Regions from separate parts of the Homo sapiens genome. Here region 2 is linked to region 1. A link is a loop called in an ENCODE intact Hi-C map of the cell type or tissue named here. Cell type or tissue: spleen. All regions are shown on one strand. Links, peaks and the distances in the headings refer to the core of each region. The heading gives the core; the rest is flanking DNA.

Region 1 (15,889 bases), core at 3,319-11,318:
TTCAGCATACAGATTCTAGACATATTTTGTTAGAGCTTAAACTGACAGATGTATCTCCCTTTTTGAGGTTACAATTACACTGTCTTCTACTCTTTATACTATCTGTTTCTTCACTAATTATGTTCAATCTTTACTTTTCAGTGAATTTTATAATCTAAATTGTTTTGTTTCAGTTAATTAACCTTGATAGTTCCTCTTCTAGTAAAATAGATCAAGTCTGTCTACTCAGCACTTTGTAATTATAAAAAGCATTGGAAATAACCCAATGTCTTTGAGTAAGGCAAGTAAAGAAATTTTGTTATATTCGTGTGATAACGCTACACAGCAGTTAAAATGAATAAATTAGACTGATATTGATCAACATAGATAGCTCTCAAAAGTGTAATCTTAAATTTTAAAAAAGTTGTAGAGCAATATATACAAAATGCCATTTACATAAATTAAACAGAACATGTACAGGAAGTAACACTCTAGATTTTAGACACATATATCGATAGGAAAGATCCACATTTAAGCCAAAGAGAACTGGACTCTTGGAGGGTCAATAGAGACAGGACTAGGAAGTAAAGACAGTTACTTAGATGTTCGTGTATTTGTAATGTTTTGTTACTTTTCAAATGAAAGGCTAAGTTCTGAATCAAACATGACAAAATACCTTTATTAACTCTGAATACATGCTATAGGCCTGAGTATGTGATGACTTTTTAATTTTTTTCTAATAAAATAATTTATGATTAGATAAAAAAGAAGCATAAGAAAAACAAACACAAAAACATTAACAGCCATAATTTTTCTGTTGTTCTGGAATTAAAATATACAAACATTAATTAGAAGTAATATTATCTACAGCAGACTTGTACTGAAATCTGAATTATGGAGCAAAATAGTCCAGAAGAAGTTTCCATTGCAAGGACAAATGTACTGCATCTTTAAGGAAGTAGCACAAATTGACAACAAATGAAACTTCCTCATTCTTACTCCACATTAAATGATGTTGGGGGCATCTGTTTAGCAATTAGAAAACATAAATAATCTTCCATCAAGCCCACACTATGCACCTGAATAAATTCTAGAGAGAATAAGCAATTAATTGTTTTAAAATAATGCCATAGAAAATCTTTAAGAAAATAGAGGTGGATGTTTACTGGATCTTTGGACAGACACTTTTCTTCTAAATATGAATGCAACAGGAGAATTCATAAGGAAATAGAGTGAGCGATTATACTCCACGAATATTTTTCAGTTTAAATGTTTTAAGTACACATTAAGAAAATTAAAAAGCAAATGAAAGTCTGGTGATAGGGTTTAATACATGCTACCCTCAAAATATGTCACCTTGACATTTGAGAAAACAGAAGAACCAGGAAGGCCCCTCTCAACTTTCGCTCGCCCTTCTCCCCTGAAGTGGGTCGTAAGACCCTCAGAGAGGTACCCTTCCTATGCCCAGAGGAAGGAACATCCTTATCTCTGAAGACACAGGGAGAGAGAAGAATCTGAACAAACAGGCCTTGCTTTGTTCCCCGCAGTTTATTACCGTAAGATTATGTCTTCTTTGTGCAGTCATACATTTGCAGAACTGTCCACTCTTCGTCAAACTTAAGCATGAAAATACATAGGTTTCCCTGTTTCTTTAGGTCCTCCTTTCTGAAGACTCCCATGTCACAAAAAATTTATAAGTGAATAAATTTGCATGCGTTTTTCTTGTCAATCTGTCTGTTGTTACAGAGACTTCAGCAGTGAAGCTAGTGATGGGTAAAATAAATTTTTCCCCTATACAGTGGGAAATTATTTCTGGCAAATATTATAATTCATAAAATCACTTCAGTGTCATAGACAAATATATAAAGGATTGTCAGGGCTCAGAACACAATACCCATTGGCAATATGTCACCTTGGCATGATGAGTGTTTTAAGCTGAAGGAAATTGACAAAAACGCTCCGCAGAAACAGGAAGGTCCTCGCTGATCTTCTCTTGCCTTTCTCCTCTGAAGCAGGCCGTAAAAGAATTCCCTACACTACCTCCCTTGAAAGTAGGACATAAGACTTTTATTCCAGAGGGGCCCTGCCCTATACCGGGAAGCCAGTAAGACTCTAAACAAACAGGTCTGGCTGAGTTCTCCCCTGTTTATTACCATTAGATCACACTCCTTTGTCCTCCAGCCACGCTTCTGCACAACTTTCTACAAAAATACATAGATTTCTGTGGGTTTTTACGTCTTCATTTGTGAAGGCTCTTGTGTCATGTAAAACTTATACTAAATAAAAATGTTATGCTTTTCTCTTGTTAATCTGCTTTTTTGCTATAGGGATCTTAGCCAGTAATCTTGCAATGGGTGACAATAAGGTACTACCTGTTCTCTCCTACAGGAAATTACATATAATTCCCAGCCCAGAAATATAATTTCTAAACAAGTATATGAAAAAACTCAACCTTCTATGAATAAAAGAGATACAAATAATAACATTAGTGAGGCATAATTGTGGACTATTACAATTTAAAAATGCTAATATGTAAAGCTAGTGAATGTTCTGTGAAATATATGTCTTGTCTTACGTGTTGTTGGTGGGAATCAAAATGGATACAACACTTTTGAGAAATAATTTGGCCAGAGACCGTAAGTATCATAAAAATACTCATAATCTCTTATAGTATATCTTAAGGAAAAATAAAACATAGCAAACTTATATGAAAATATTAATTGCAGCATTATTCACGATGGTGGAAAAAGGGAAATGGGAAGCAATCTAGCACACAGAAATACAGAAACGATAAAATAACAAGCATAGATATGTAGGAACAGAAAGGTGTGATGCATTTCCTGAGGATGTTAAAAGTAATAGCCAACACCCCTATTACAAAGGACAAGTTAACAAGAGAAAAGCATAACAGATTTATTTAATCTAAGTTTTACATGACACAGGAGGCTCCAGGTTAAATGACCAAATGATATAGGGTATAATGGTTAATATTAAGTGTCAGCTTGATTGGATTGAAGGACGCAAAGTATTGTTTCTGGGTTTGTCTGTGAGGGTGTTGCCAGAGGAGATTAACATTTGAATTAGTGGACTAGGAGAGGAAGACCCACCCTTTATGTAGGTGGGCACCATCCAACTGGCCGCCAGTGTGGCTAGAAAAAGCAGGTGGAAGAGAGTGGAATAAGCTGGCTTGCTGAGTCTTCCAGCTTTCATTTTTCTCCTGTGCTGGATGCTTCCTACCCTTGAACATCAGTCTCCAGGTTCTTTGGCCTTTGGACTTACACCAGTGGTTTGCCAGGGGCTCTCAGGCCTTCGGCCACAGACTGAAGGTTGCATTGTCATGTCGACTTCCCTACTGTTTAGGCTTTGGGACTTGGACTAAGCCACTACTGGCTTTCTTTCTCCTCAGCTTGCAGATGACCTATCATGAGACTTCACCTTGTGATGGTGTGAGTCAATTCTCATTAATAAACTCCCTTTCCCATGTACATATATCCTATTAGTTCTGTTCCTCTGGAGAATCCTGACTAATACACAGGGAAAACTATCTTATTTTATATTTAGCTTCTGTGAAGCAGGGACAGCTGAGTAGAAATGTGATTGGCCAATAAAATGTATGATCTAATAGTAATAGACTGATTGGAGGAAATTCATTTCCTTCTGTCATAGGGCAGAATTCTGGAATAGGGGTGTTATGACTCATAATCAAACAAGGTAGATGAAACACCTTCTTTATGGCCATTTCCTACATGGAAGGAAGTGGGTGGGGAGAGTTAGAGTAACAATTTTAAACTTCATAGCTGACTTTGGGGAAAAGAGATTCTGGTTTCTATGATTTGTCTTGGAAGAGAATGAGGCTGAGAGATAGGAAGGCAGAAGGTCAGAGAGAAACTTTGATTCTGAGACTGCTTCTGATACTTTAATTTGGGGGATATCATTTTCTGAGCCCCAACAGATGCATATGTAAGACATATAATCTTTTTACTTAATCACTTCTATATTGTTGCCTTATAAAATTTTGAATGTTCTATATTTAAGTTATTAATTTCATATTAACATTTTAAGAAACCACATTTAACATCAATTAGTGAAAATATATAACATAAATAGTTTAATTTCTTACAATACTTGTATATGAATGGTTTAATTTTCTAACACAATATCTGTATATTAACACAATTACCTGTCTCATAAAACAAATTAACACGATTACGTGTCTCATAAAACAAAACCACAAGGTATGGCCACATTAACAGCTTTTTCTTGGACCATTGTGCCAACAATGGAGACATTTGTTGCAGAAAGCATGACTCAGCGTAGTCCATAGGGGAGCTATAGTGAAAAAATATTCCAACAAATCGAGCTCTGTCCCAAATGTAGGGTCTGTTCCCTGACCAGAAAGAATGGAAGATAATATACTTCTTTCCTGGTTTTGGAGGAGATTTTCTTCTGATTGCATTCAGTTCCCAACATGTTCAACTGTGAAGTTTGAGGACCTGGGAAGATTTCACCTAAATATCATCACCATTATCCTTCTAGATATCCAGTGCTCCACCCTCTAACTTGAAGGGCTTCTGAGTGCTCTGGGAAACTGAAAAGCAGGTTACCCACACAGGACCTCAGTTAATAAATTATAGTCTATAACTTACTTTCAAATAGTATAGCACATGCATTTGATATATATGTGTGTGTATGATGGCTTTAATGCACATTACTAGGATGCATGGCTGCCCAATCTCAAAAATTACTCTATGGATGGTGAGTTAGTATATTAAAAGTCACACTTCAGAGACTGTAACTACAAGCATTTCACCTACCTTTATATATCAATAGTGGAGGTTTTGTCAATTATCATGATGGATATGCAAATAAGTGCTCATTGTTGAAATTACTGGTGTTCAAGGTGTATGTCTTAGTCCACGTTAGTGTTGTTATAAAGGAGTACCTGAGAATGGGTAATTTATAAAGAAAAGAGGTTTATTTGGCTCACAGTTCTGCAGGCTGTACAAGAAGGATAGTGCCAGTATTTGCTTCTTGTGAAGCCTCAGGCTACTTCTACCCATGGCAGAAGGTGAAGGCAAGCTGGCATGTGCAGAGATCACAAGGTAAGAGAGGAAGCAAGTGAGAGGGGCATTTCCATCCCTTTTTTTAAAATAAACAACCAGCTCCCTACTGGAACTAATAGAGTAATAAATCACTCATTATCATGAAGATGGCACCAAGCCATTAATGACAGGTCTGCCCCCATCATCCAAACACTTCCATTAGGCCCCACCTCTGACATTGGGGATCAAATTTTATCATAAGGTTTGGGGGACAAAAATCCAAACTATAGCAATATGTGGATGGACTAAAAATATTGTGAAGATCCCTTCCATCTTCAGGTGAATAGAATCCAGCTAGCTCAGACATCCAGATCTTTTACAATGGCATTTGAAGCTTGTTTCTGAAACAATGTCCAGGTACTAATTTACTAAATTCTGGTTGTTGAACACCAACTGTAAAGTTGCTGCCTCCTAACTTTAGAATATTGTTGCTCTTGTCTCAGGTGTGAGGTCTGGTGATGGTACCTAAAGAGAGAGACTTGGAACTTCCTTGAGGTTGTGGTAAAGGTTGTATTATCAAACCTGCCAAGACCAGCTCAATTGGGGAGGCCCTAACCCAGCAATGCTACAGGAATTAAAGACACACACACAGAAATATAGAGTGTCGAGTGGGAAATCAGGGACTCTCACAGCCTTCGGAGCTGAGAGCCCCGAACAGAGATTTACCCACATATTTATTGACAGCAAGCCAGTCATAATAAGATTTACTAAAGGTATTCCTTATGGGAAATAAAGGGATGGGCTGAATAAAAGGATGGGCTCTGGCTAGTTACCTGCAGCATGAACATGTCCTTAAGGCACAGATCACTCATGCTATTGTTTGTGGTTTAAGAACGCCTTAAGCGGTTTTCCTCCCTGGGTGGGCCACGTGTTCCTTACCTTTATTCCAGTAAACCGACAACCTTCCAGCATGGGCGTCAAGGCCATCACGAGCATATCACAGTGCTGCAGAGATTTTGTTTATGGCCAGTTTTGGGGCCAGTTTATGGCCAGATTTGGGGGCCTGTACCCAACAAAACCAAACCGGGGTCTGCTAATCCAGTGCAGCAAAGCCAAAGAGTGACACTGGGATGGAGATGAGAGAAAATGAGGTATTTATTGTAGGGTACTGAGCAAGAAGATTCAGGCAGCTCATGTTTAAGACCTGAACTCTGAGATGGTTTAAAGGTAGGAGTTTATAAAGATGGGGAGGCAGAGGTTACAGAAAAAGTCATAAATCAATACATTGAGGCTATACATTGGTTTGACTAAAAATGTGGGACATCTTGAAGCAGGGCCTCTAGGTCATAGGTAGATTCAAAGACTTTCTGAATTGTGATTGGTTAAGAAGCAAAGCTTTGTCTAAAATTTGGGATCAGCAGAAAAGAATGTTAGCTTTAGCTCATGGGTTTAACTGCCTCCCTCGGGAAGAAATTTAGAACGAAGAATGGTGATCGGAGTTCAGTCCTCAATTGCCCCTTATCTGAGTTCTATGTGCCAATGGATCCGTTTGGTGGGAGTTTGGATTTCTGTAAACCAACTCAGGAAGAGAGGTTAAAATGTTATCTTTAATTTCTATAGGGAACAAAACATCTTGTGATGCTAACTGCTTTAGCTATTGTTTTAAGCTACTTTTGTCTTCTTGCTTATCAAATCGCTCATTTACTTCCCAGGGCTAACTAGGTGTATGGAATTTCCCTTAAAGGAAGTCAAAATATTCCCTTATTATCACGCTTTGGTGGTGAGGGGTGGGCTGCAGGCCTTTAAGAGGGGTCCCTGCTCTGTCTCAGTTGTGTGACTCCTTTCTTTGCAATCTGAGATTGTTTTCAGTGAAGCCTGCTGGGGAGGTTTTTGGGAGGAGTCTTGTATCCTTAGTCTGCTTCTAAGCATTTGAAACTACTGATAACCAAATGAATCTGATAATTTTGACTGGCAAAATTGAGTTAGGTTAATTCATAACAGTCAAGGCCTGAGAAAATTATCTTGGGCCACTGGAGCCAGTACTGATTAACATTAAGTAGGCAGTAGGCTGCTATGGATGGGCGCTTCTTACCAGTTGCTAGTATGAAAGACTATTGATGTCATTCTTTGGCACAAGCGACATGATTCTCACTTGAATGGATCCAGAAGTTTTAGAGTTTCTGACTTAGTATCCGTGGTGTTCCCATGGGCTGACAGTATAAAGTGCCACTCCAGTGGGGGCTGGCTGTTCCCTGGATGATGACTTACCTTCATTCTGCATGGTTCCTTCAAGTCTGCAGCACATTGTCCCTCAGCCCCATGAACATCTTATCTCATCTTAGTTCCTTGGTCTCCCTTCAACTGGAAAATTTTAACTAGACTTGGTGATGGGGAAACAAGAAGCTTTGTTCTTATGTTTCCTGTCTTCTTTCTTGCTTTGAATCTCTTCACAGATTGCCTCTTGATGTTCAGAAGCACAAGCATTTGAAATTTTAAAAAGCCTTCCCTGGTATTCAGCTTTAACGGAAAATCATCCTGCCCCATGATTTAGCGTGAATGATATAGGAGACCAGAATATGACACCCCAAAATATGCCTCTTTAGCAGAATTATTTTGAGAAACAGCAGACACAGGAGAAGCTCTGAAAATAAAGGAGAAGTAAACCCTTTTCTATGGGAAATTTGCATTTATAAAGTAAATCTCAATTTTTTAAGTGTGTCTCCCTCTCTGTATAAGAAAGAGAAAGATGGGTAAATCACTAGAGGCTCTTAGCAGTGGGGAAGGTATTGACTTACATCTGCATTACAAAACTTACTCTTCTTTACTGTACTTTTCCTAGTTACCTCGTCCTCCCTGACACCATTCTCTGTTTTGTCTTTAGCTGAAGATAGTATTTATGCTTGAATTCTAAACTATCTCTTTGAGAGTTCCTCATTTGTCCCTGGGTGTCTCCCATGTATACATTTATTGCAGGGTACCAAGCAAGAAGATTCAGCCAGCTCGTGTTTAAAACCTGAAGTCCCAGATGGTTTAAATGCAGGGGTCTATAAACATGGTGGGAGGGGGGGAGGCAGAGGTTACAGAAAAAGTCACTGTATACATGTTAATAAACTTCTATTTGTTTTTCTTTTGTTAATCTGTCTTTTTATATTGAGGCCCCAGCTGAGAATTTACAAGGGTAGAGGAAAAATTATCTTTTCTGTCCCTGTAATGGGCACATGAAGAAATACCATGAAAAAGAAACTTTCTAATTCATATATATATATATATATATATATCCCAAGCCTTATCTCAAATCCCTAGAATAAGATAGGTTTGGAAAGCTAGAATTTTGGAGAACTTTCCAAAAGATAATATGGTACATATTATGTGTGCAGGGAAGCTTACACTTCTCTTCTGAAGGTTTGATAATTGAGTCGGCTGAAATAAACTGATAATAGACAGATTAACAGGAGAAAAGGCATACAAATGTATTAAGATGAAAGTGCACAGAGTCACAAAAAGTATGAAAACTCAAAGACAATTCAGATGATTGAAGCTTAAATCCCCTCTTATAAACCAAAAATAAAATCCTAAGCCCCCTCAGCTAACTAAACATGTAATCGCCTGGTGGGTTCTTCCTGCCCATTACATGGACAAAATTAATTCACTGAGATTGTGGTATTGCAGTAAAGAAATAGTTTAACTGACATGAGGCAGACCACACAGGAGAACTGCAGTTGTCACTCATACCAGCCTCACTAAAGGCTCAGAGGTTAGTTTTTCAAAGATAGTTTGGTGGACAGGGGACTAATGAATGGGTGCTGCTGATTAGCTGGGGATGCAATCACAGGGGCATGGAAAATAGTCCTTGTGTGCTGGAGGGGCACTCTGGGTGAAGGGCCACAGGACCAGTTGAGTCCTGAGTCTGGGTGGGGTCAGTGGTTGCCAGGACACAAAAGTCTAAAAAACATCTCAAAAGGCCAATTTAGTTTCTACAATAGTGATGTTATCTAAAGGAGCAATAAGTCACAAATCTTGTGACCTCCAGCCACGTGACTCCTGAGCAGTAGTGGACTACAGAAAGTAGATCTTAGCAGAATTCAGTCCCCTTTCATGGTTAGCTTGGCCTATAGCCAAGAATGGGTAAAAACAGCCAGCATGTGAGGCTAGAAGCAAGTTGGAATCAGCCATGCTAGATTTGTCTCACTGTCATAATGTTTGCAAATGCAGCTTTAAACAGACCCTCTCTAGTTCAGGGAGAACCCAGAGAAACCTGAAAAACTGAATTCCCAGCTATGATGGGAATGGAGGTCTGATATGCCTCATCATACTCCCACCCTTTGCAGTTTAGGCGCAACTGACCAGCATTAACATTAAAATAGAGATCATAAGACTGAGTAAACAGACTATGGCAATAAGACACCAATTCCAACCTGACTGGTATAGCATGTCATGGCACATGACAGATAGCAGACCCTGAAGGAAATAAACAGATTTTACTTTATTTTTCTTTAACATGTTTTGAAATGGCTCTGCAAAGCCATCTTTTGTGGGGGAAATTTGCATCTGTAGAGAATCTCCATTAATGGAGTCAGGCCTTCTCTTTCTAGGCTTTTCTTGGATCTAGGAGAGATTAACTGAGAGTCTGATACCTTTAAAGTCTGAAAAGAGACATTTATCTTCTATTCTCTCTGAAGACTGTGATCTATGAAGCTTCATCTACATACCAAAAACCTTGGCCCTCACAACCCCCCTTATCTTTACTCAAGCATTTTTGTTTCTACTGACTTCAAGTCTTTAGACAAAACTTAACTCTTTCAACCAACTGCCAATCAGAAAATCTTTGAATTTACCTATGATCTGTAAGCATCCCCTCCACCCTGCCTTCAAGATATCCCACCCCTTTAGGCTGAACCAATGTATACCTTCTATATATAGATTTATGATTTTACCTATAATTCCTGTCTCCCTAGAATATATAAAACCAAACTGCAACCTGACAAGCTCAGTCACAACTGTTGAAGGAGCTCTTGAGATGGTTCTCAGGCCATGGTCACTCATATTGGGTTCTCAGGCCATGGTCACTCATATTGGCTCAGAATAAGCCTCAACACTTTTCATGGGGGAAAGGGAAGTGGAAGATAATAGACAATTTTTGAGGAAGAATACATGATTTTTAGGGGAGGTGAATGGGCTTGAAGAACAGACAATAGCCTGGGAAAAAGTTTGTATGAGCTCCAAGTGTGGAGTCAGCTTCAATCTTCTTTCCTATGAGTTAGTCTCATCTGTTTGATGAAATTATGGGGATGAAGGGTGGGGTGGGGCAAGACAATTTAATGCCTTCTGAAGGAAATTCTCTTAGTCAAATAAGGAACTCAGCATTTGCTGCTCCTCAGGTCCTCTCAGTTGGAAGTTCAAAGCAGTATATTTCAGGGTATCATTTTCTGAGTCCCAACATGTGATACCCTGCAGCACGAAGTAGGTAACACTCCCATAATCAGTCATACTAATATTTCTGGTATATAACATAAAAATATGCACCGTAAGTGTGGTAAATAAAGACTTAAAAGTAGCCTCACATTAGTTCAGGTCAGGTTTAGAAGCCTAATGAGCTAGAAGTTATTTTGATTTTTCTGAGCTTTTGAATGTGAAACAGCACATAGGGATTATGAACCTGTATTATCTTATCCCAACAATAAACACTAAATCTGCCATTTTGCTGTTTCTTTGGCACTTCTTCAGTGTCATCAGCCATGAAAGACGCTGTTCTCCTGTTAGACCCAGAAGATTTAGGAAGCAGTTAAACACAGACTCAAAAAACTATCTGATGGAAGTGCGATTCCCTTTATATATTGGAGAATATGCAATGCATATAAATTAGCCTTATGTATTCTTTTGTAGCAGGATGTGAACATTCACTCTTATTGTGGAAAAATAGTCATTTGGTTATTCTTTTCTCTGAAGCAGTAGAAAGATGGAACGCAAATATTTCCTTCTCCAGGGAAAATTTCAGGATGAAGTGAAGCAGTTATTTGGTTGCTAATGATTTTGGTAGGCTATCAAAAACTACTAAGAAACGAGCAGGAATAGAGCCTGGGTAAGGCAAAAGGCAGAGGATATGGAATCTGTAGGACCTGAGGGAGAAAGAGTTGTGGGGATCTCTGGAGCAGAGGGCACCTGCCTACTGTTCCATGGCAGGACCCTGAGGACATGGAGGATATAAGGAAATTGCTTGTGGTGCACCAAAAAGCAAGTCTAGACCTGAGATATTCTGTTTCCTGGAGAATAATCACAAACTCCCTGCAAGGCAACGAACCATAAGAGAGGCAGACCTGAACAAGCCCAGCAAATAAGGATAATGGTCATTTCAGGGTGAATTTGGTTTCATGGATAATTGAGAACCAAAACCCTTCAGCCCCCTCCCCTTTGTTCCAACTGTGTGAGACCTGGATGAATGATATAACCTCAGGAGTTAGTGGGGAAGGTTGTCTCAAAAATGAAGGGCTATATTTCCTACCAGCTCAGCAGGACAGGGGTTCAGAATCAAAATTAAAACAGATTTATTGTAAAATAAGACATTTCTGGCCCACCTGAGTTTGTAATCTGAGGTCAACAACTACTACAATTTAATTGGGATATTAAATGTTACTGTTGTATAGTATGTTTAGTTATAATGGCAACTGATGGTCTTTAAAAACAAACTGTCAGAATGTCTTCCTGGCTTGTTTAATTCTGAGAAAAGATGCCAAAATGATGTACTGGTAGGTTCACCACACTCACACACACAGACACACAAGCACCACAAACAAACAAACACGCAGAAAACAACTCGAAATATGGAAATACATAAAGATTTAGGCATTGAAACTAAGCCTGTTTTTCTATTTTTAAAAATTCTATGTACTACGGTTATTTTATGATAGAAAAGAATTGGAATACAAATACTAATGTAAGTATCTATAAATTAAGATTATTAAAGGGAAGTGCCCCATAGACTTTAAGCCCTAGAGGAGTCTTAGAGACAATGTAGTCCCATTTTATAGAGGAGAGCAAGACTCACATAGTATAAAGTACCTGTGGTGGTTTTAAAATATTGCTCCCAAATTCTTTGTCACATCTCCCATTGAGAGGTGGGGAGCTACGTCCCATTGCTTTGAATTTGGGTGACTTGCAACTGCTTGGCTCAATCGAGTATGGGAGAAGTGATCTTGTATGATTTCCAAGGCTATGTCATAAATACCCGTGTAGTTTCCACAGGTTCTACACTCACCCTAGAGGAAGCCAGATGTCATATTAAAAGTATTGTCTTAACACTGCCACTTGGAAAAGCCATGTGCCGTTGTCCTAGATGACAGCCCCAACTGAGATCCCAGTCAACTACTGGTACTAACCACCAGAGTGAGGCATCTTGGATATCTAGCCTAGCTGAGCTATCAGATGATTTAAGTCCCAGTTGACATATGACTGCAATGGTAGAAGAAACTCCAAGTGAAAACTTTCCAGCCTAAGCCTTTCCCAAATTTCTGACCCATAAAATTATGTAAAATAAAAAGATTACTTTAAGCCGCTAAGTTTTGTAGTAATAATAACTAGAATATCCAAGGGTCATGGAGCTAAGAGACTTAGTAACAGGACTTGGGCTAGAACCCAACTTTCCCTTCTCACCTAGGGTATTCCTGTGGCCCAAGGTAATCAGATAAGACACTGGATCAAGACAAATATATATACTTGTTGTTAAATTCCATAATATTCTTTGAGTACCATGGATTGCTCCTACATTGTGTCAGAGGCTGTTAAACACAGGGGGTGGCATTAAAAGAGGATACAATGCGTGGGGGAAAAGTTGTCAATTTCACTTCATTCCCATATTCCTGGGAAGAAAAAATCATAACTGCTGGAAAAATGATGGATGTTCAAAGAGTATGTGCAAACATTTAGATAAAGAGTAATCTTTACATGATGTTTTAATTATCATACAGTATAAACATTATCATTTTTTTCATTAAGATAGGAAATTATCATTGTTTTCGTTAAGATAGGAAATGAAACCAAATAAAATTTGTGAAAATGTCAGTCATCTTTGGGAAGGCCTCAAATGAACAAGGGAGAGTCTTGAGCTTGGTATCCTTTCATCTTGGAAGAATTCATAGCTGGGAATTGGCTAAAGCTTTGCAGTGGGTTGAATGATGGTTTCCAATGAGATCTGTCCATGCCTTAGTCTTCAGAACTTGTGAATATGACCTTATTTGGAAAAATGGATTTTACAGGTGTAATTAAGTTAGGAATCTTGAGATGATATCATCCTGGATTACCCAGGTGGGCTCTAAATCACATGAAAAATGTTCTCATAAAAATTTCAGAGAGAGTGAAGCCTGCAGACACCTTCATTTCAGGCTTCTAGCCTCCAGAACTATGAGATAATAAATTTCTGTTGGTTTAAGTCACAAGATTTGGGCAATGCATTACAGCAGCTCTAGGGATCTAATACGAGCTCCTTAAAAGAGAGTTGTAAGAGACCTGGAGGAACAAGGCTGTCCTCTTAGGGTAACAACAGTGACTACAGCACTACGACCACATAGGTAGATGTGGGACAGCAGTCAAACTCATATTAGGAGTTTCTCTGCAAAAGTCAGACATTTTTTGCTGCCAGCTGTTTTATTCCAGAGACAGTACCAATTAGAACATGCTGATCATATGCTGTTGGTTAGTATGTCTGTCTCCTCAGCTGATTTGTGAATTTCTAAAGACCAAGAGCCTTCATTTCTTTCTTCGACAAAACTTAATTGAAAGACTGTTATATTCTCCACTCTTTGCTAGGTGCTAAGATGCTGAGTAACACATAGTTATTGTTTTCAAGATGCCAGCCGACCTTGGGTGATACACCACATTGCATTCAACTAATGTTTGATGGAGGAAATAAATATGGATAGATAAAATGGTTTGGAAGAGTAGACAGTTTTTTACTGACAGAGACCTGGGTTCAAGTTGTGTAAACCTGGATAATTTCCTTAATGGTAAAATGGAAAAAAGTAACACCTACCTTGTAGGGCTTCTAGGATGATTAGCATATATTTAAAATATAGGTCCCATATAAAGTACATAATTTCAAATGCCTGTAATGTTACTAATAAATGAGGAACTAATGTTCCAGCAAAGATTATACCTTGCATCCTTGCATTAATATTTTAGTACGTTTTCCATGTGTTTTTACTTATTTCATTTTTCTCCAGCTTTATAACGTAGGCAGGGCAGGGATGATTCTCACATGGAACAAAAGAACAAGACACTGAATCCATAAAAGAAGAGGATGGTAATGGAGCTAGACAACCCCCTAGATTTCCTGTCTCACAGGGCCCTGTATTTCCCACCACAGCCATGCCATTCACCTGGTTGAGAAAGCCCTTCAAGGATAAAGGGTGGTCTACTCACAATTACAGTTTAAACATGACTCATCTTCCTTAACAGTCAATTTTACCCAAAAATTTGGGGAACAATATATCCTTAAAATACTGCAACAACACAGCTTCACTTTAAAGAATGCAAAAACTGAATTATAATAATGAATACTTATGTGCATCAGTCTCTGTTCTAACCATTTAAAAAACCAGTATTTCATTTAACTCTTACAACTTTCCCAAGTAGATCTCATCATTATCCTCCTTCTACACATTAAGAAACCAGGAAATAAAAACAGTTAAAAGACTTACACAAAGTTACAGTTAGTGGCAGAGCTGGGATTTGAACCCAGGAGATTTGGCTCTAGAGGTTCCAATTTTAACCACTTTGTTATCAATGTTTAGACAATTTATTATGAATATTTTAATGGACCTAGGGTACCAGGGCCACAGTTATTTTATTCTATTGTCTATCATTGTGGGCATAGGTCAGGGGAAGACACAGGAGAATTTCAGAAGCACTGTGCTACACAGGCAGTTTACAGAAATGATTTTTAAGGATCAATTGTGTGTGTGTGTGTGTGTGTGTGTGTGTGTGTGTGTGTAGAGAGAGAGAGAGAGCATGAGAGAGCAAGAGAGCAAGCATTTCACAGTGTGTGCAATTTTAGCTTAATTAGAATAGGAAGACTATTAACAAGTTATTTTTAAATGCACCAAAGATCAGGAGGCGTATTAGAATTAAATTACACCATGTGAGGCTGATTGGCAGCCCATGTAATGTGGGCAAGTTCACAATCTTGTCTTTTATCAGCACAGTTTGCAAAGTAGGCCTGAAAGGCATGGCCCCAAACCCATAGAGGGTGGAGCTATAGTTATTCAAGTAAAAAAAAAGAAACTAGTTGGAAATGTGATAAGCAATGATTAGCTAACCTATTTCAGGAGGAAAATGAACAAAATGAGCAGATGCCGACTGTAGTGGCTTTAGTGAAAAAGGATAGATACACTTGTTTAAATGAAAAGTTCTCTGTCACCTGAAGACAGAATTTCCCTTAGGACCAGACCATTAGTGTGTCATTTGCATAGAGAGCTTAAAACAAAAACAGCCACCACAAATAGAAACTCCTGGGCACAAATATAGACTGCATTCAAAGGATGCTGACTGGTGCAAGGGACTGAGTCCATGCTGAGGGCACTTGGAGACCAATTGCCAGTTGGGAATGTTCCTGACCTTGCAGTAGCAAGAACTAAAATAACCCCAGCAAAACAAAGCGTGGAAGAAGGGAGAGGGGTTAGAAGACCTTGGCTCCTGTTTTGGCTGAAGCTCTTGGGCTGCAGCCCGGAGCCCATGTGCATTTGAGGAATAACTTTTCCTCCCTGGGTTCCCTCATGGGTAACTCCCTCCTCTCCAGTGCTAACTGCATCTGCCTCCTCATTTTGGACTGTTGAATCAAAAACCCTTGAGCTCTCCAGAGGCTCCACGTTGTTACCCCC
Region 2 (15,889 bases), core at 3,960-11,959, 390 kb after region 1:
TGTTGTAAAGTTGATGTCTAGAATAGTGGGGTTTTTTTTTTTTTTTTGGCATGTGGATGTCCAGTTGTTCTAGCACCATTTATTGAAAACACTATCTTTTCTCCATTGTGTTGCCTATGCTCATTTGCCAAAGATGAGTTGACAATATTTGTGTAGGTCTATTTCTAGGCTCTCCTGTTGCACTAATATATTTGTCCTTTATTTAAAAAATCAATACCACATTGAATTACTATAGCTTTATAATAAAGTCAGCTAGTGTCAATCCTCTGACTTTGTTCTTCTTTAATATTGAGTTTGCTATTCTATGTCTATTTTCTCACCATATAAACTTTAGAATCAGTTTGTCTATATCCATAAAATAACTTGCTGAGATTTTGAATGGGATTGTGTTGAATCTATACATCAAGTTGGGAATAACTGACATCTTGACAATATTAAGTTTTCTTATCCAGGAACATAAAATGTCTTTCCACTTATATAATTCTTATGTGATTCATTTCATCAGAAGTTTATAGTTTTTCTCAGATAGATTTTGTATATATTTTGTTACATTTATGCCGAAGTATTTTATTTATTAGGGTGCCAATATAAATGACAATTTTTAATTTTGATTCTACTCATTCATTGCTTATATATAGAAAATGTTCTTATATTTTTTATCTTCCTTTGCCTTTCATTTTCTACTTATTGTTTGTTATTGGTACATTATTAATATTTATAACATTTACCTCCTATTATATATTTCCCATGATTTTATATTCTGTGTTTACTATTGATCCCTTTTCCACTGTGTCTTCTTCCATCATCTAGTTGTCTGGATTTTGTCCAGAGAAGTCTGGATGTTTAGAAGTCTGTTTGTTTTAAAAACAGGCTACTTGGTATTATGCTACCAGATTCATTCATGTTTGAAAATTTCTACATTTTGGCTATTCCATGAAAGACAACTTGACTAGGCATCATATTTCAGGGTCATATTTTTATTTCCTGTAAAAAAATGTTGTTGTTGTTGTTGTTCCTTTGAATGCTGTTTTGGAGAAGTCTGGGCCCAGAATAATTCTAGAGAATTCCTTATTCTTGGTAATTAATGCCAGTGCTTGTCTAGAAGGTATCTTCATGCCAGCTTTTATATTAATTTTTCTTTTGATTTGCTTATTTAGTTTTGTCTTATTTCAGTGAAATCTTTTAATATGACACTGATGATATTTTTTCTTCTATTTTTGGGTTTTCATCTTTAAGAATGCCAGTTAACTTTTTGGTGAATCACCTTTGTCTGCTGTAATATCTATTTTTTCTCTTGAATTGGATTACTATATAAGTCCTTTCCCTCTTGCATGTTAAATGGCTATCTTTAGCTTTTTCTCTTTGTCAACAGTCTGTCATCCATGCTTACTTACTGGTGTTTGTTTAAAAATAATTAAAAAATTTATCTGTAGTTGTATTGTTATTGGCCTCCGTTTATTTTCTTATCAAGAAAATCTTTATTTTTATCTCATTTTGCTCGCTGTTTTGCTTGGTATTTCTTTATCTTATCTTTAAACATTTATTTCTTAAATTCCTGACATTATTTAGTTCATCTATAGCTTAAAGCACCTCTAGGAAACGTCCCTCTTTTCTGAAAGCTTATCTTTTCTTCAAGAATAGATTCTTCATGTATTTTTGGTATAGTATAGTTGTTTTCCCATTATTTTACTGCATATGCTAGGAGAGATGTATTAGACCTTTCCCTCTCTTTGTCTCACTCCTTTATGCTGGATACTCTTAACTGGGCAGTGGTGTCAGGTCTAAAACAGAGTGGGTGGATCCTCAATGAGTCTCTTTCCAATCCAGTTGTAAACTGTTTGTCTTCTAATTTAAAACTTGAAGATAGTGTAGAGTGGGAAGCAGTGGTGTACTGCAGCCTGCTCATACAAGCTCATGAGAGCAGGTTATTCCATTTTTGCAAGTTGGTTATTAAATATACACAGATGTTATTAAAAATTAAATCATATTGATTTAAAAATAAATGCATTGTATTAAAAACTCCCCCATCCTGATTACTTTACTATATTTTTCTATTATCCATACTATTGAGGTTATTTAAGACCATTTTTGTGCTTTCAGTGATGTCACATTCGTTGCTTGAAATCAGCTATGGTGGCAGTTTACACGTCCTGAAAATTGGCAAATACTACAAATCAGAGCTAGGCTTATTGTTTTGTTGATGATCTAGATTTAATAAGAAGACAGAATGTTAATAACATATCTTAAACATAAATGTGCATTGTATGTTTTGTCATTATAACGGAAAATTGAGAAAATATTTTTTCAGTATTTGGAAACTACTACCCAATACACAAAGAATTTGCTCAATTTATTGACAGATGAAAGCTATCTTTATTGTTTCACTTATTCTTACTAGACAAATAAAGAAAACATCAATAAACATTCATGTTGAAACTACACTCATTGAGTACAACCATAGCTTGGCCATGAACACAAGAGCTCAACAAAATTCAACAAAACTATTCTTAAAAATCATTTGGCCGTATGGAATGTATTGTGTATTTTATTATTACTGGTAAATAATGTTTGTAAGTTTATCATTTTTATGCTATGCATTCTTCATAAGAGTACAAATTTTATAAACATATATATATGTGTGCATATAGTCCTCCCTACCTCTGCCCAGAGAGCCAGCTGTTAAACATTTACCAACATCTCACTGGTGGGAAGGACTGCATGGGGTTGGATGCACTTTTATTAGTGAATCTGAGCATTGCTCACATGTTTTATAGCCAAGTTTATTACTCTTTGTCAGACTGTATCCAGGGGTACTAGTCAAAATATTTACAACCTGAAAGCCAGGCACTTAGCAATCAAAACAGAGCAAGTAGATATTAGCCATGGTATTCTGGTCCTGTGAAAAGATACTTTTCGGACACAAATAATGTTTTCAATTTAACTTGAGGCATTATAGCTTTTCATTCAGTTCCTGAGTCAGCCAGATTGTTCTTTTATCCTATTTTAACCCATTGTTTCCAGTAACTATGACCACTTTCTCCTTTTGCCCTGCTCTTGCTCTCTTTATGATTTGGGAAGAATTTTATGAGTGTCCCTTCCCCCACTACCTGCTACCTCTGAGAATCTTAGCTTATTTTCATTCATTTTCACCTTTTCTTTGGCTAAATCTCTAGTTTGGGGATTTTACATCCCAAATTTTGGGTTTTACATCACTACTTATTGCCAGAGACAATTAGATTGGGAAATTAACATCCTTTTGTTTTTTTCTCTTTATTTTCCTTCTTTTCTTTTTTTTTTTAACTTTTATTTTTAGGTTTGGGGGTACATGTGAAGGCCTGTTACATAGGTAAACACATGTCACAAGGGTTGGTTGTACATATTACTTCATCACCCAGGTATTAAGTCCAGTACGCAATAGTTATCTTTTCTGCTCCTCTCCCTCTCACTACCCTTTATTCTCAAGTAGACCTCAATGTCTGCTGTTTCTTTCTTTGGGCTCATAGGTTCTTATCATTTAGCTCCCACTTATAAGTGAGAACATGTGGTATTTGGTTTTCTGTTCCTGCATTAGTTTGCCAAGGATAATAGCTTCCAGATCCATCCATGTTCCCACAAAAGACATGATTTTGTTCTTTTTTATGGCTGCATAGTATTCCGTGGTATATATGTACCACATTTTCTTTATCCAGTCTGTCATTTATGGGCATTTATGTTGATCCCATGTCTTTGCTATTGTGAATAGTGCTGCAAGGGACATTCATGTGCATGTGTAGAATAATTTATATTCATCTGGGTATATACCCAGTAATGGGATTGCTAGGTCAAATGGTAGTTCTGCTTTTAGCTATTTGAAGAGTCACCATACTGCTTTCCACAATGGTTGAACTAATTTACACTCCCACCAACAGTGTATAAATGTTCCTTTTTCTCCCCAACCTCACCAACATTTGCTATTTTTTAACTTTTTAATAATAGCCATTTTGACTGGTATGAGATGGTATCTCATTATGGTTTTGATTTGCATTTCTCTGATGATCACTGATGTTGAGCTTTTTTTCTTATGCTTGTTGGCCACATGTATGTCTTCTTTTGAGAAATGTCCGTTCATATCCTTTGCCCACTTTTTAATGGGGTTGCTTGTTTTTCTCTTGTAAATTTGTTTAAGTATCTCATAGATGCTAGATATTAGACCTTTGTCAGATGCATAGTTGACACATATTTTCTCCCATTCTGTAGATTGTCTGTTTACTCTGTTGATAGTTTCTTTTGCTTTGCAGAATATCTTAACTAGATCCCACTTGTCAATTTTTACATTTGATGCTATTTCTTTTGGTTTACTCATCATGAAATATTTGCCCATTCATATGTCCAGGATGGTATTGCCTAGGTTGTCTTTCAGGGTTTTTATAGTTCTGGGTTTTACATTTAAACCCTTAATCCATCTTGAGCTGATTTTTGTATATGGTGTAAAAAAAAAAAAAAAGGAGTTCAGCTTCAATCTTCTGCATATGGCTAGCCAGTTCTCCCAGCACCATTTATTGAATAGGGAGTCTTTCCCTCATTGCTTGTTTTTTGTCAGCTTTATCGAAGAGCAGGTGATCATAGTTGTGCGGCCTTGTTTCTGGGCTCTCTATTCTGTTCCATTGGTCTATGTGGCTGTTTTTGTACCAGTACCATGCTGTTTTGGTTGCTGTAGCCTTGTAGAATTGTTTGGAGTCAGATAATGTGATGCCTCCAGCTTTGTTCATTTTGCTTGGGATTTTCTTGACTATTCAGGCTCTTTTTTGGTTCCATAGGTGAATTTTAAAATAGTTTTTTTCTAGTTGTGTGAAGAATGTCATTGATGGTTTGATAAGAATTAAATCTGTAAATTACTTTGGGCAGTATGCCTATCTTAATGATATTGATTCTTCCTATCCATGAGCATGGGATGCTTTTCCATTTGTTTGTATCATCTCTGATTTCTTTGAGCAGTGTTTTGTAATTCTCATTGTAGAGACCTTTCACCTCCCTGGCTAGCTGTATTCCTAGGTATTTTATTCTTTTGGTGGCAATTGTGAATGGGATTACCTTTCTGATTTGGTTCTCAGTTTGGCTGTTGGTGTACAGAAATGCTAGTAATTTTGTACCTTTGATTTTATATCCTGCAATTTTGCTGAGTTATTTATCAGCTGAAGGAGCTCTTGGGGAAAGACAATGAAAATGTCCAGATATAGAATCATGTCATCTGCAGATATAGTTTGACTTTCCTCTCTTCCTATTTGAATGCCTTTATTTCTTTCTCTTGCCTGATCACTCTGGCTAGGACTCCCAATACTGTGTTGAATAGAAGTGTGGACAGAGGGCATCCTTGTCTTGTGCCAGTTTTCAAGGGGAATGCTTCCAGTTTTTGCCCTCGCAGTATAATGTTTTATGTGGGTTTGTCATAGATGGCTTTTGTCATTTTGAGGTATGTTCCTTTAATACCTAGTATATTGAGTGTTTTTAACATGAAGGGGTGTTGACTTTTATTGAAAGCCTTTTCTGCATCTATTGAGATAATCATGTGGTTTTTGTCTTTAGTTCCATATATGTGATAAATCACATTTATTGATTTGCAATATGTTGAACCAACCTTGCATCCTGGGGATGAAGTTTACTTGATTATGATGGATTAACATTTTGATGTGCTGCTGGATTTGGTTTGCCAGTATTTTGTTAAGGATTTTTGCATCAATGTTCATCAAGGATATTGTCCTGAAATTTTCTTTTTATGTTGTGTCTGCCAGATTTTAATATCAAGATAATGTTGGCCTCATAGAATAAGTTGGGGAGGAGTCCCTCCTCCTCAATTGTTGGAATAGTTTCTATAGGAATAGTACCAGCTCTTTTTTGTACATCTGGTAGAATTTGGCTGTGAATCCATCAGGTTCCAGGCTTTTTTTGGTTGGCAGGCTATTGGTTACTGATTCAGTTTTGAAGATTGTTATTGGTCTGTTTAGGGAATCAGCTTCTTCCTTGCTCAGTCTTGGGAGGCTGTATATGTCCAGGAATTTATCCATCTCTTCTAGGTTTTCTAGTTTGTGTGTGTGTATGTGTTCATAGTAGTTTTTGATGCTTGTTTTCATTTCTGTGGGGTCAGTAGTAACATTCCCTTTATTATTTCTAATTGTGTTTATTTGTTTTCCTCTTTTTCATTCTAATTTAAAACTGTAGATTTTCTTTGGCTCTGCTTGAACTCAGACATAGTCATGGTGGTTAAGATTTTTGTGGAAATTGTTATCTTTCCATTTGGAACTGATCAAAGTAGCTGTTTTCTCACCTCTTTCCAAGTTAGACATCTATTGTAAGAGTTTGTGTGTGTGTGTATGTCTGTGTCTGCGTGTGCGTGTGTGTGTGTGTGTGTGTGTGGTGGAGGGGGTGTTTATTTTCCATTTTCCTTCCATTGCCTCTTACATATTTCTTTGGAAAGCAGGGATTGGATATTAGTTTTATTTATATTTGGATATAATACCTCAGAACATTAGTTTTCTATTGACAAGTTACAAATTACTACAGTCCTAGTGCCTGAAAACAACACACACATTGATTATCATACCGTGTCCATGGATCAAGAGTCAGGAATGGCTCTGCTGGAACCTCCACTCACCACTGGTGAGCTAGGAACAAGTTGTTCGCTTTATTAGAAAATTGTCATATTTAGTTTCCTCGTGGGCGTATAACTAAAATCCCCATTTTATAACTATCTTCCAACCATGGACCACTGTCAGCAGCTAGAGGTCACCTTCAGGTTCTTACTTCCTGAACCCCATAGGTCATTTACAACATGGCTGTTTGCTTTCTTCCAGGCCAGCAGGTTCTCTCTTTGACTCCTCACTTTATTCCATTTGATTAAGTTAGGACCTTCCAGGATAATCTCTTTTGGCTAACTCCAAGTCAACTAATTAGTAACCTAATCACAGGAGTGACATCTCATTATATTCACTGGTTCTACCCAGTTAAAGTAGGTTAGGGGATTATAAGGCATGCGTGTACACAAGGGAGTGGGAATTTGAGATCCCTCTTAGAATTTTTTTCAACCACACTCAGCCTTGCTAATTTTTAACATTTTCAATCTTTCTTACTGGCAACAAACTCTTTCTATATCCTCATGATTGCTGTTAGTTTATTTTAGCTGTTTTTTTAAAATGTTTGTTTACTTACATTTTCCTCTTAGGTTATAAGAAAAGGAGGATCTTGAGGTCAACACCTCTGTGGATTTTCAGTAATCCCTTTCATTTTATTCCCCTGTAGCTCCTTCAGAATTCACACTTAAGTCATGAATACTGTCATGCCAGGAAAACAGAAGGGGGTTAACCTTAGAATAAAGAATTATAAAGAGAGTACAATATTTGGGAAGTTTCCACCAAAGAGAAAAGGCAGGTAAAAGCTTTTCATATAGGAGAAGAAAAGAGATTTGAATGAATCAATACTAAAGTAAAGATAAAGCTTGTGACCCTCAGTAACTCAGTGCACCCTCCCATGAGTGCCAAGAACAAAATGGACAGTGACTGAGAAGGTGTCAGTCATGAGGTGTGAGGTGAGTGCTGAGTCCCTGCCCATCTGCTCAGTAAAAAATATCTGAACTGGTGCCAAAGCAGCAATGTGGGGAAATGAAGTCTTTACTGCTCCAAGAGGCCAGCCAGTGAGTTACAGCATCTGTGACACTTCAGAAGAGAATGCAAGGAGGTCAGAACTCTATGCCTAGAAAACAGGCAAAATGAGCTACATTTCATTTATGGGTCAGTGAAGCCATGGAGAAACATAGCATGAAGGCAGGAGATTCCCTGAGGCTATAGGAGATTTCCTATGTGTCCAGATGCCATCTTAGGAAGGTGGAGAAGAGAAAGCTCTTTCAGACAGAAATGAAAACCTCATTTTACCCCCAAATAAGATTGTTTACAGTAGGAAAGACTTTATTACTTATAACTGGAAATAGCTTCTGCTGTCAGTGGAAACAGAAACAGAAGAAAAGGTTTGTATTTGTTATAGAAATAGAGAAACTAAAGTTCATATGTACACTCTAGGTTGTGTTGCACTAAATTTTGACCCTACTCTAAATGTATTATCTCATTTAATCATTTCATAAACCTTACTATTATTCTCATTTTAGAGCAGATAGTACTGAGATTATAGGAATGTAGATAATTTGGGCAACATCACAAAGCTAGTAAGTCATAGATGTAAAGTTTTGTTTGACCGTAAAGCTGTCTATTTTAATCATCTGGCTTAACAATATAAGAGATATATTATTTTAGTGACAATTTAAGTGACACCAACATGAGTTTCATTGGAGTCAATATATGAATTCCTAATTGGGACTTCAAATATTCAGAAAGCATGTTAATTTTTAAAGTTTAAAGGAGAATATTGAAATTCAAGGTGCTTTTCTTTTTCTCTATGTCTACATCACAACTTAGTCATTGGTCCTGCCTGCAGACAGTAAAGTCAGCCTACACTAAAGACTCCTTCTTCAGAATCATTCTGATCCCTCAAAATGGTGTTACATGCCATTTTTTTTTTATTTCTTCACTGTTTGGTACCATATAGTACCCCTTATCCAGACTTACCACTGTGCAAGAGCACAAGCCTAGGGAGACCGATTTAGGAACTAAAACCAGTCTACCTCCACTGGCCAAGCTTTGGCACAGAAAGACACCCACTTGATAAGTCAGTGGTGGCCATGACAGTATCTCTGAATAGGAAATGGCTATTTACCCAAAGTCCCACCCAGACTGTAGATCTTTGAGGACTGGCACTGCCTTGGTCTTTACTTACCCATTTTATCCTGTTATTTATTACTTCTTTTCTGGATGATTTTCATGCTCTTTTTTGTATCAACCTTTTTGTTATTTGTCTGTGTCAGTTATTTTATTCATAGGAAAGAATGCTTGACTTGCAAGGCTGAACCATGGTAGGCATATACAAACTACTGTGGTTTTAATTTAGGGGCAATAAGTGTAAAAACATTCTGATGTATTTATTTGAACAAAATGGAAATCAAACATTCTAAAAAATATATCTTTTCATAGTCTAAAATTTGTCTCCCAACAAAGTCTATTCAAGGATGCATCAATATTTTGAGTTCTGGCCTAGGTATTCAGCCAAAATATATTCTTTTCCTTTGGCCTCAGCATTGGCCTTTGAAGGATTTGGGCTAAAGATTCATGTATAATTTCATACCATATCTGATATCCTTCAGCATGGTTGGGCACAGTCACGTGATCACATGCATTACTGTCATACTGAAACAGCATCGCCAAGTTAGTAAAATGAGCTAGGTATTTCATCCTGATTCATTGATTCTTGTACATACGATGAAACTCTGGCAGTTATTTGATTATAAATGTACATTTATTCTCCAACCATAAAATGCTACAACAATTAATAGTGATTTTGAAAAATTTTAAGAACCTTTCAACAATGAAATGAATGGAGAAATGATTGACAGAAAATACTAATGCTATGAGATTATGTTAGCTACATAACTTGGGAAGAATATTATATTCTTCTAGGATCAGAATATATTTACAAAAGTAAAATAATAATACAAGGTAAAAAACATTTATATGGTATTTCTGATCTTCATAAAATTATTTGGTGTATTAGTACTCACAACATTAAAAAAGATAGCATTTAAAAACTATATTTAATTTTCACTTATTTAATTATACTTAGGCTATGAGTCTGTCAAGAAAAGCCTTATTGAGGAATTGTTCTCATTTTGTGAGAATGAGTCAAAAGAAGAATGTCAACTTTTTCAACTTTTTATAGAATGGAAAATCAGGAAAATGTCATGCGATTGTTATTGACAAAAGAACAAACGTAAAAGCTGTGAATAATTCAGGCATCACAAGCATTCAGTTTTTTCACTCCTCAGTTTTGTGTTTGGAAAGTTATTATAGAAATATATAATATAACAGATTTTCTATCTGTGAGAAGAAAGATAATAACCATTTTCCTCGTTCTACTTAAGCCATAGACAAGCTCTATGGCATGCTAGAAATGTTGAAACTTCTTGTTTGTACTTTTACAAATATTGAACCAAATGAAATAGCAACTATTACATGTTTAAAACAAAAATTGCTTGAAATAAAGAAACCTTTAGTACTGAACTTTGTAAATATGAAAATCAAATTAACAACAGACGACTACTTGAAAAGAAGATAGTTTATGTATTGGAATCTATTGTACTAAAGGATAAAATTAATGATGTTTCTTGAGAGTGAAAATATTTCTTATGTGTATCTTATAAAAATAAAGAATAATCATTCCATTATTCTGGGAAAGATGCATGGATGGAGGGCAACTTTGTGGAGAATCATTGTAGTTAGTCCCAAGCAATATGACAAGATCATGCCATTATTTCCGTGGAATTACAGCAGTTTCACAGCTAGGCTTCATTTCTGCATTCCCAAAGCCATCCCTGGTGACTATGTATATATTGACCTGTCCATTTAGTTGTTCAGCATAGGAAAAAACTTGTTTCCGGCTGAGTGATGAGATTTGTTAATTAGGTTCATTCATTAGGAGGAGTCACTGGGAAATTTTAGAGCAGAGAACAGTGTTACTTGCATAAACAAGTTATTACTATAAAAAAAAGTTTCCGTAAGTGTTCAGAAATGCCCTGTGCCTGTTTCTTCATGAACAGTTGCTTCAGATAAGTTTCACAAGAAAACAAAGAGCACAAGGAAAGTCAGAAAGACTTGAAGTTCTGAATAAAATGCAATGAAACTCTTCATCTTGAAGAGAAAAGCCTGAGTTTAGCAATTTCAACAGGTTAAAGTTGAACCCTTCCCTTTCTAAATAAGCAAATATGAAAAAGCAAGGAGAGAGGGGTTCACAGTGATGTATGATGAAACATAGGTAAGATTTTGAATTATTGGACATTTGGGTTTAGAATCCTAGTTCTGACGCTTTACAGCTGTGTGATCCTTAAATTTTCTAAACCTTGGTTTTCTCTTCTGTAAGATATGAATCATAATAGAGCCTACTGTATAAGATTATTATAAGGGTTAAACAAACTAATCTTTATAAAGTGCTTACTAGTTAGCAATTATTGCATGAAACAATATCAATACTTATGGCCCACATAAAACTCATTTATTATTTACCCTGAGCCTGTGGGTGAGCTTGACACTGCTGCTGACCTGGCCCAGGCTTGGGTAGTGTTACTTGAGTCCAATCACATATCTGCTATCAGAGGCATGCTTACTGGGGGATGGCTGGTCTAGCATGGTCTCACTCACATGTCTGAAGAATTACCAGATATTGGCTGGTTATTACGTTGATTTAAGAAATGGGGATACATATTTCTCATGATCCAGGTACCTAGCTCAGGCTTGTTCTCATAGCAGAAGCAGATGTCTAAGAGAAAGAATGGACACATTTGAGATTTCTGGAGGCCTAGGCTTGGAAGTGGCACATAATTACTTATACCATATTCTATTAGCCAAAGCAAACCACATGACTAAATTCAACATCAGTGGAGTGAAAGTACATTTCACCTCCACGAGAGGAACTGTAAAGTCACATGGCAATGGTTATGAAAACCTGGAGGTCTGAACAATTGTGGCTATTTATGCAATGTACCATAACGCATAGCACAATGGTTGGTACATGCAAGCATTCAGTAAGAGACCACTCTTATATTTTCATTGTGGAGTGAGGTAGGTTGAAAGGTTTAGGGGGTGGAATGCTGGCTTAGGAATGGGGGTGCAATTGAAGAACCATAACTATGCTCTGGCCTTTCAGAAAGAAGCCTGAGCTCTAAAGATGTGCTAGAAATCAGCTGCCCCTGGGTGTCTAGCTGACCACGGTCACTTGATTGGAATGTTTGTATCATTCTTTTTAACTGTTCGAATATTAAGAAAGTCTCAAATTCTTACTCCATAGCTGGGCAGAAAATGAATAATTCTGTATTCCCAGAGGAACCTTCTTTGTTACAATTGTAAAGTGATTTATCCACCCCAGGTCACTGGTAAATTGAAATTTGAGCCAGGACTTTGAGGGAGTTACTATCTCACGACTAAGTGCTTTGACAAGGTGGGATGAGCCAGGTTAATAGAAAAAGCCACTTTTAAAGGGGATTTTTTTTTAATCCACACACTTTGCTGGAAACCTTTAACATAAAGATTGATAGCAAGTTGGAAAAATTGCAGGGGAAAACAGAAAGGCATTACTGAAAGTAAGGAGTATAATTTGATTTTAAAGCACCCCATCAGCTACCAGTGGGAGCGCTGAAAGGGCTGGAGGGCTTTGGAGTGGAAGTGTGCAAATGGAAGATAGTTTTTTCAGGAAGACAGAAACAAGAACCAAAACTTGGGCTAGAAAAACTCATTACAAAGTTTCTTATTATAAATGAAGAGAAACATTGCAATCCACTACCAGCCAAACCCACAGGCTTATCTCTAACTTCTGTTCACATAAGGTATATGCCCAGAATTTTTTGTCAAATGCCAAACAGACCCCTTCCCCTTTCATCATCATATCCCTTTAAGATTAAGGGACTTTTATTTCCTTGCCCACAATTATATTATATTTAAGAAGACATAGAAGTGTCCAAGTTTTAAATGTTATTGTGCAACCTCCCCTCCTACAAACTACTCACTCTCCATCCAGAAAGCGTCTTAGAAAACTGGATGACACTGAGAAGACCTCTGCTTCTCCCAGTTCTCCACTAATCACAGCCTCAATGCCTTTATTGGACTTGAGATTACCAGAAATAATACAAATGTGCCTTTTATGCTAGTTTCCTTCAGGCAGCACAAATTGTCCGGGCCTCCCACGTTTCTGTGATGCCCAGGCCCAAATGTAAATGAGCTCTATGAACAGAGAGGCACCTCAGCTACCAACCCCCACCATCTTCTACCTGCTGTCATATTTTAGTTTTTCCATAGCACTTATCACCAACTATTCTATGTATTTTGCTAAGTTTTATTTACTAAATTAAGTGTTTAATGTATTTATTTTCTGTCCCTGCTGGAATAAAAGCTCAATGAAGTTTGGTATTTTTATTTTTATTTTTGCTATATTCCTAGTGTCTAAGACAGTGTATGGTTCATAGAGGCACTTGATAAATATTTCTTGAACTAGTAAATGTCAGCTTACTCCTGTGTATATTTAGAATTTGGGTGAAAACATGCCTATGAAGTACACTATTGTATTAATGTGAATGAATTATATAACTATGAAAACTGGTAAAAAGAATCAGACAAATTGGGCTCCAATCTCAGTAATAAAATGTGAGTGAAAATGATATGTGTCCCTTCTGGATGGAAAATGCTATAGGCAGCAGGAGATGCTACAATACTCCTTTCTCAATGCCTGCTGGGCAAAAGCATGAGTCAAGATGGATCCTTTGTCAACTTGGTTCTGAGAGTGACTACAGTAAGCAGACACCCGCTGACCCACAGCAAACATGTAACATGAACAAGAAATAAACTTACGTTGTATTAGCCATTGAGATGTGAGACTTGTTTGTTACTGAAGTATTACCTAGCCTATCCTGACTGACTCATACACTGTGTGGATTAGGAAGTTGCTATGATGATAATGTAACTATAGTGTAGAAATAATGAGGCTTAGCACACAAAATTGTAATAAAATTAAATAATGTCTATAATAAAGCACTTAGCATGACCCTTTGATTCAAAGTATGTCTTCAATAAAATATAAAAAGATAGGCCAGGCACAGTGGCTCACACTTGTAATCCCAATACTTTTGGATGCCAAGGTTGGTGGAGCACCCGAGGTCAGGAGTTTGAGACCAGCCTGGCCAACATGGTGAAACCCCATCTCTACAAAAAATACAAAAAAATTAGCTGGGTGTAGTGGCACTTGCCTATAATCCCAGCTACTCCGGAGGCTGAGACAGAAAAATTGCTTGAACCTGGAAGGCGGAGGTTGCAGTGGGCCAAGATCACATCACTGCACTCCAGCCTGGGCGAGAGAGCAAGACTCTGCCTAGGGAAAAAAAAAAAAAAAACTATATGTAAGAGAGATCAAATATCTGTAATGTAACTGTCGCCAAGCTTTTCAGCCCTCTGAGATCACCCCTTCATTCAATATCCAAGTAAAAGGGTTCCAGTCTTTTTATACTACAGTGAATGCAGAATGCAATGTCTTCCCTAATAATCCTTCAGGAAAATAGGAATGGGAGAGATTGGAGGACATTTGTCATTGTTTTAACCAAAATGTTACTTTTGCGCTTGCCTTGGTTCTCTCTGCTCACCTTCTCTTTGATTCTACTAGCCATTCCATCTCAATGGGATCCATTTTAGTCCATCACATGGATAATGCCTACCCCCTTCATTGGCACAATAATTCAAATCAGTGCCCTCAAGTGGTTAAAGGACCTACTACTCAGAGGGATAAGATGCATCTTGTTGTGTCTACTGCAAATCCTGCAATAGTATTAAGCATATGTCAAGCATTCAATAACTACTTGTTGTTTACTCACTTTTGTGATTTATTTCTTTTTAAGTCAGGTCTCAGAATTTTTTTTTCAAAACATTAGGTAGTAGATATATTCAGTTTTTGGTCCATACAGTCTCTGTCACAACCACTCAGTTGCTATTGTAGTGTGACAACAGTCATAAACATTATGAAAACAAATGACCATGGCTATTCTGTTCTATTCATGACGAAGTTCTAATAAAATTTTATTTAAAATGTAGGTAACCAATGAATTTGACCCTCAAACTATAGGACCCCTAACTTATTTCAATTACCTTCATCTCAGCAGAAAATATATATACTTAAGACATTTCCAGGTATATTTTCTTCAACTTTCCTTCATTTTTGTTTATTCAACAACCTTATTGACTATCTACCGTCTTAGGCTCTGTGTAACATTGTCCCTCACTAAGACAAGTATAACCCTGCTGGGATCTCTTTGTCCAGAGGTAAAATAGAGATGGAAGCACAGACAAAAATACAATTTGGTGTGAGAAGCTCTATAATAAAATCTTTTTCAAATTGTGAACAAATGAGTACTATCCAAGAGAGTTTATTTTACCCTTCAAACCTCCTAGAAAAAACTGCCACACACTAGACTGCTAATCTCAAAAGTATATTCTGTCTGGTGGGGATTAGAGGAAGTCATCATTTCCATCTTAAGTTAAAAGCGAGGTGTTAATTTTTTTTTCTTAACATCTGGTTGTTTCTTACCTTAGAAAAATAGGAAGTAAAAATAATCAATAAGCATTTTCAAAAAGAATTTCTTCCAATGCTTAAATGCTATGTTAAATGGCAAAACCTAGGGAATGGAAGTATCGATCAAAAATTATAATTCTGCCTTATGAGATTTAAGCAGGCCAATGTCAACCCCCAAGCAATCTGTGAAGCTATCATAGTATTACCTTATTTGAGATTGTAACCTGAACAATTTATAAACACAAAATAATTTTTGCGGTGGTACCTTCTTTTTTCACATTTATGAAGTCATTAGCAAGCACTTTGCAAGGGCAAAGACTTGCATACCATTCTTCATTCATAGGACGCTCTGATAAACCTTGGAGTAGGCTGAGAAAGGAGCAAGAGCTGGACTCCCGCCAGCTCCTGGCGCCACTTCTTGATGGCTGTACCAGATGCCTGAATCAACCTCAGCAGATGGGCAAGGCACTCTTCTTTTAAATTTAAAATTACAAGCAGAAGCATAAGACAGTTCTTTGTCTTCTTTAAAGGAAAGGGAATTAAGAGGAAAGGCATTTGGAGAGTAAAGAAGTAGAGGCCATTGACCTGACTTGTATTGAAACATCTCAGGCAAATCCCCATTAAGAAGTTGTTTTCTACTCAGAAATAGTGATGGCCCCACAGTCTCAGACCTATGCCCTCTTTTCCTGACTTCAGCTGATCAAAACAGAGAAGC

What was found. A loop is a pair of places that touch in the nucleus more often than their neighbours do. Peaks named below come from ENCODE experiments on the same cell type or tissue, not always from the same donor. Only the 100,000 strongest peaks of a DNase experiment are listed, where the experiment ranks them.
Region 2: a loop joins it to region 1, with 2.7 times the contacts of the local background. A loop is called at or near these places in 27 of 110 quality-filtered maps.

The regions. Positions count from the first base shown.
Region 1 is chr3:30,696,400-30,712,288 of GRCh38, reverse strand. No RefSeq gene overlaps it. Among named protein-coding and RNA genes, the nearest start is that of TGFBR2, 98 kb to the right of the region's middle. In spleen, for the core only: no CTCF peak of the experiment used is centred there; no DNase peak of the experiment used is centred there; H3K27ac peaks cover 958 bases.
Region 2 is chr3:30,311,672-30,327,560 of GRCh38, reverse strand. No RefSeq gene overlaps it. Among named protein-coding and RNA genes, the nearest start is that of LINC01985, 200 kb to the left of the region's middle. In spleen, for the core only: a CTCF peak has its summit at 7,678; a DNase peak (open chromatin) is centred at 7,640.